Linked DNA regions of Mus musculus: region 2 is linked to region 1. A link is a loop called in an ENCODE intact Hi-C map of the cell type or tissue named here. Cell type or tissue: heart. All regions are shown on one strand. Each heading gives the region's core, and the rest is flanking DNA. Links, peaks and the distances in the headings are about the cores only.

Region 1 (2,923 bases), core at 242-2,741:
CCCATTGATATGCCATGGTAAAAACAAAGCTGAAACAAAGTATGCTAAACCAAGGAGATCTAATATGGAAGAGTCCAAAGCTCATGGTTCCATCTGTCTGGCTTTCTAGAATAGGAAATCCAACATTGAGGACAAATGTGAGTGAGTGGTTTCATGGGCAGGAGGACTATCCTAGTTTTAAAGAGACTACTTCGGGGTGATCAAAATATTCTGTATTGATTTCAGTAGTATTTGTCAGTATATACTTTGTCCCGATTCTGTGCGACTCACTTTAAGAAGGTGAAGTGTGTTAAATTACATCTTTATAAACCTACTTTTAAAGTTACTTTGCTGATCTTGTCTATAGAAATCTATAGGACATGGTCAAATTAAGGTATCTAATCTGCCACAGGGACCAGCCAAAATGTCAAAAGACTCCCAAGCACTCCAGCAGCGAGCCATATCTGCCTAGAAGGAAATAGTTGCCAATACCTTTAGAAGTAATTGTTTTGATGGAAGATATCACAAAAGCCTAGTTATGGCTACTTTGCCCACTTCATACTCCACAAATGACTTAGTTTCCGTTCCCTGAGGCTCCCTGCCAGTCACTCAACAAGCCAACCAGTACACTTAACAAGCTGGCCCATCACCATGTTGAAAATATACAACATGCCTTTTCTAAACGCTGGGCTGGGAAAAGAAAGATCCCTAGATGCTTTTCCCAACATTTTCCCTGGCAAATCCAATCTTCACTCGTTTTGTAATTTTAACTCCCAAGGGAAAACAGACAGCAGCCGTGTCTCAGAAAGAGCGTCTCCCGTAGAGCACCAGAGATGTGGTATTTTAATAGCTGCCTTCAGCCCCTCCCCTGGAAACATATTATGTGGTCATTAGTGATGGGCAAACCTCTGTGGGTTTCTAGGTTTGAATCTGTGCCAGAAGTTCCAAGTTCCTGCTTCTTTTGACCTCTCTCTCTCCCTCTCTCTCTCTCTCTCTCTCTCTCCCCTTCATTGCTTTTTGTTGTATTTAATTCCTTCTCACTTAACTATCTAGCCATATGCTTCAATCTCTTCTTCATATAAATAAGAAAAGGGAAGAGGTGATGGATAGGATATGTGAGTTCCCCGCTTCTATCTCTGTTGACAGCTCATGTGCCAAACAGGATTGTAATCAGGCCCCAATGAGGCACAGCCAAGAATAAGTGACTAGAAACTCACTGTGTGCCCACAGTCTAAAGATGCCCAGGGTACTTGTAGGTGAATAAGAAACTCTCCAAAAGATGCTGAGACCAGTGGGCCAGTAGGACAGCACAAACACAGACCCAGTAGGACCCTGAGCATGGAGAGGGGTCTAGGATCTGGAAAGCTGGAGAGAATGCTTGGAACAGTTGAGAAACCTATGTGTTTATTCCTCACTTCTCGACTTCTGGAGTATAAGACGATGCCATTTAACTCATTCTGTGCTATCTCAGGGATTCTCATCGAAGGATCCTGTCTTTACTGTCCTGTAGAAAATTAGAATACTAATATTTATCACATGGGCTGTTCAATCACTCATAGAGCTTAAGGACTGGATCTATAACTTTGGCATTCAGATTCACCAAACTATGACAACAGACTTGAAGTCAAAGCCTGTGTTTGTAAACTGGACCCATCAGACAGAGACTGCCTGATGGAGTCATGGGGACAATGTGGAACATGAAGTTTTAAGCCCTTCCCATCTTCCACAAGAGGAATCCCAGGATACAGCATGTCCCGTGACCTTGTAGAAGGCTGGGAATGTCCAGGTCAGAAGCAGCAGCTGGCCTAGGAGGGCTGCCAGAATTTCTGGGCCACTGATGCATTCAGAATAGGAGAAAAGGGAACATTGGAGGGGTGCATGGCCAGGGGCAGGGGTGGGGAGCTGAGAAAGTCTTGCACTGATTCTTTCTGATTGGTGTGTTTCATTTAATCTGAAAATTTCTGAGTCGCTTATGCTAAATGTATTTTCTCTTTAATGAATTCTTGGTTTGTCTAAGACTGTACTTTGTCTACCATAAATAATCTCATACAGTTACTACATAAAATTTATTTTTTTTACCAAAAGAACAGACATTTGCCTTTGGGCTTGTTTCCCTGATGTGTAATTAAATCAGGGAGACCATTTCTGCAGCAATTAAGTGCTTTCTATCACTTTCTCTGAGTCTTCAGTTTAAACATCCGATTCTTAAAGGAATCTCCTCCCCACCCCACCAGGTCATTGGGATGTTTTGTGTCCTGTCAATTTTCTTGGTTCTCTCAATTTTGGTTATCCTTAGGTCTACTTTCATCATGTTTGTCACTGTCTATAGAGGGTCACAACTGCAATAATAAAATCCAGGGACTGGAGAGATGGCTCAGCAGTTGAGAACACTGGCTGCACTTCCAGAGGACCCAGGCAGCTCACAACTGTCTGTAGCTCCTGTCCCAGGGGATCAGACACCCTCACACAAATATGCATGCTGTCAAAATCACCAATGTTCATAAAATAAGAATAAATTATTAATAAATAAATAAAATCCATTGAGTGCTAAAATTTATGAGTGATATTGTTTTAAGGATGTGGTGACTTTTATCTTAAAATAAAAGGACACCAGGGACCCACACACTGCATATAGATACATACAGGCAAAACATTCATATACTTAAAGTAAAATTAAATGTCTTAAAGCTCATCCAACAAACAAAAAGTGTTTTTATAAATTAGAAACTGACCCATGGTAGGATGTGCCCAGAATAGATGTGTATTAGAGTAGCTTGAAAAGCATGTGTATGTGTGTGTATATATATATAAATGCACATGTGTGTATATGTGTATGCATATGTGTGTATGTTCTTAGCTGTCTTATATAGTAAATATTCCTATTCATCAGCCTTTTCTACAATCAGATTATACAGCAAACCACCCCAAAATTTAGGAGTAAAGA
Region 2 (2,923 bases), core at 320-2,819, 91 kb before region 1:
CACACAGAGAGATGGGCTTGGCCTGGGCTTTCCAGATAAGGGAGGTGAGACTGATGGCCACTGGAGGTGGGGTTTTGCAAGTTTGGTTCTTTCAGATGAGTGTGAGACATGGCACCCAGTGTTTTAAAGTTATCAGCCCTATTAAAATGATTAATAAGAAATGAAACCTGAATTAAAGTACTAGGGATACAGTTTAGTGGTATAGTGCTTGCCCAGCATGCATGAAACTATGGGTTCAATAATCCAGCAAACTAATTACATAGGAAACAAAAATCATGAAACACTTTCTTTGGGCTTGCGAGACCAGATGGTTTGTTGAAAGGTACTACCATCTACCAAACGTGACTACCTAAGTTGGATCCCAGGAGTGTATAAGATGGCAGGAAAGAACCAGTTCCTACCAGTTTCCCCCTAATCACCACACGTGCACGAGCCGTTCAAACTTGAGTCTCCTTGTCGCTAATATTTGGTTTCTCTAAATCTCAATATTATGCTAACTTTATATATCATGTTAAAATCAGTGGAGTTATAGTGTGACCACCAAGTCATTCCCACCGAAATGTATAATATATAAATAAATGAATAAATAAATAAGTAAATCTATCAAGTTTGTAGAGCAAGCCTGGCCAGCAGATTGCTTGCTGTGTGTAGTTTAGACTAGACAACAACTGATGCCTTTGGAAATATGTAGAGATTATTTCAGCTCTTTTAGGAACCATGACAATTCTACCAGCAAAAGCCTGTATCATACTATTGGGCAAAAGGGTCACAAAACTAAACCAATTATTCAGTTGCTTCTCAACAGGAGCCTTTCAGAGAAGATGAATCTTCCCTATTTAAGGAGAGGAACTCAAGACAGGAAGTTTGAGTGAAGTGTTAAAGTCATCTAGCAACAGAAAGTCACTGCCTCCAGCTATCTCTGCCCAGAGGAGAGCAATTAAACTATGTCCCCTGGGATTCTCCAGCCTCTAGATAGAAGCAGGATTCCATTGCTTGCTGCACTAACCCCACTAACACAAGCTCTTCTTATCTGCCAAATGCAGCTGCAGTTGAGTTCACTGGAAACATGTAATTGCTGTGAGAGTGTTCTGTGGCTATACGAGAGAATTAGAGGACATTTTGTATGAAGAACTAGGAAATAAAAACTTGAGTTTTTTTCCAAGTAATCACTTTACCTTTGAATCACATTTTATCTGGTGATGTTTAAGAGAATATTTGTGTCAAAAAAAATCTAGATAAAATTGCTTTCCTGATTTCAAAAATAGAGGAAAGAGTAAATATTCCTTTTTAACTGGTGTTGCCTTCGTTTGGGTCGAATTTAATGCAATTCTCCACCAGGTGTCGCTCTGGTGAAGACATGGTTCTCTTAAGGCTCTCCACCCACTTGTTTCTATGCTTGGGAATATTTTTGATAGATCCAGTCATTATTTCTAGGCTACACAGTCAAGAGAAAATGATTTACCATTATATATATATATAATTATATATATATTATATATTTATAATTATATATATATATATATATAAAAGATGGCTTGTAGACAGAAGGCAGGAAGGCAGATGACACCCAGCAGGCCTTGTATGAAGATCAATGGCCCCGGAAAGTATCAGGTCAATTCCTAAGTATCTAAGGAAGGACCAGAAATCACTGGTCTTGGAGGAATCTCCTGGGACTAGAATTAAGAATCTACATTCTTTAGAGACTCTCAGGCTTCCCTGGACCATATAAATAGAGTAAGTATGTGTGAGCCAAGGGGAGTGTGTGTATCAGGATTCGTGTTCAGGGAGCCAGTTAGTTCTTGATCTAGTCTCCTGAAGGTATACGAAAAGCTGTGTCCTCACAGTGCTCTGGGAGGAAGGTCTCTTGCTTTCTATAAATTTGAAACAGGCAGTGAGTCCTCAAGTATTAACAGCATTTGGCTTAGGTCATTTCTGGCCTTTCTCTGAGTTTCAATAACCCAGCATTGCTGGAATCCATCTTGAGGGTGTCTGAGTCTGGAGCAGCCAAAGGACCTGGAGTGCCTCTCTCCGTGTGTTCTGTCTTCATGTCTCTACGAGTTCCTAATGATTTTGTTGGGGCAGTCCCACTGAAGTCCAGCAACACCCTGTCTAGATTAGGTGGCATGCCATGTGACTAACCGGGTTCATGAGGCAGCAGAGCCTGAGACCGGCGAGAGAAACTGCACCGCCAGAACGCCTTGCCAAATCCCACAGGAGCTCAGTGGTGGAAGCAGGTGCTAATTATCGTTCGGATGAACAGGATATGCATTTTTTTGGGAGTGGGTAAGAATTTCTGGTTAGACAAGCTCCAGATTCTTTGGCCTACTTCGAAAGCACTGCCTTTGCCATCTGGGAGGACGAGGTTTGGTTTCCTGATGAGTACCTGCTCAGCCAAAATGGAAGGCTCAGCAAGGGGGTGGGGATACTCATTTGGAAGCCACTGTTATGCAGATAAAGGTTCCTTCCCAAACTAGGCCATGGGGCGTGTCAGTGCTCTCCTTTCTGGTTCAAGAAGAACTCTCTCTTAAACTTATTTTTATAAGACTAGGTATGGTAGCCCTGTGATGTAATTGGATAGATTACTGGCAGGAAAGAAGATTTTAAACTGTCCTAGATAGACAGTCTGAAGAAGGGGAGGAGCTTAGAGAAGGGTGGGGATTCTGACTGGGAACACAGCCAATGGGAAAACCCCGTTATTAAACCGAGCCCAGTTCACGCTTTCATCAGCAGGAGGGTTTAAATGTGTAGAGACGCTAGAAGTGGAGATCAGATAAGTCCTCCCGAGCTGGAGGCAAGGCTGTCCTTCAAAAGTATCTAAGTTGGGGTGTTGTTCAGGAAAAGGTTAGAATGGGGGTTTCCTTTCTTGGACTTTGGAAGATCTGGCCTGGTTCCTTTTTATAATGATCGGACTTCCTACCTTGAT

Evidence for each region. Peaks named below come from ENCODE experiments on the same cell type or tissue, not always from the same donor. Only the 100,000 strongest peaks of a DNase experiment are listed, where the experiment ranks them.
Region 2: it touches region 1 in a loop (2.0-fold over the local background); 2 of 42 quality-filtered maps call a loop at or near these places.

Annotation. Positions count from the first base shown.
Region 1 is chr2:133,520,533-133,523,455 of GRCm38, forward strand. No RefSeq gene overlaps it. Among named protein-coding and RNA genes, the nearest start is that of Bmp2, 30 kb to the right of the region's middle. In heart, for the core only: no CTCF peak of the experiment used is centred there; a DNase peak (open chromatin) is centred at 1,769.
Region 2 is chr2:133,429,923-133,432,845 of GRCm38, forward strand. It overlaps A430048G15Rik (a long non-coding RNA gene), which reads left to right and starts at 2,175. Exons shown (of 4, transcript XR_001783619.1): 1 at 2,175-2,283. In heart, for the core only: a CTCF peak has its summit at 1,323 (motif pointing right); a DNase peak (open chromatin) is centred at 1,039; H3K27ac peaks cover 1,432 bases.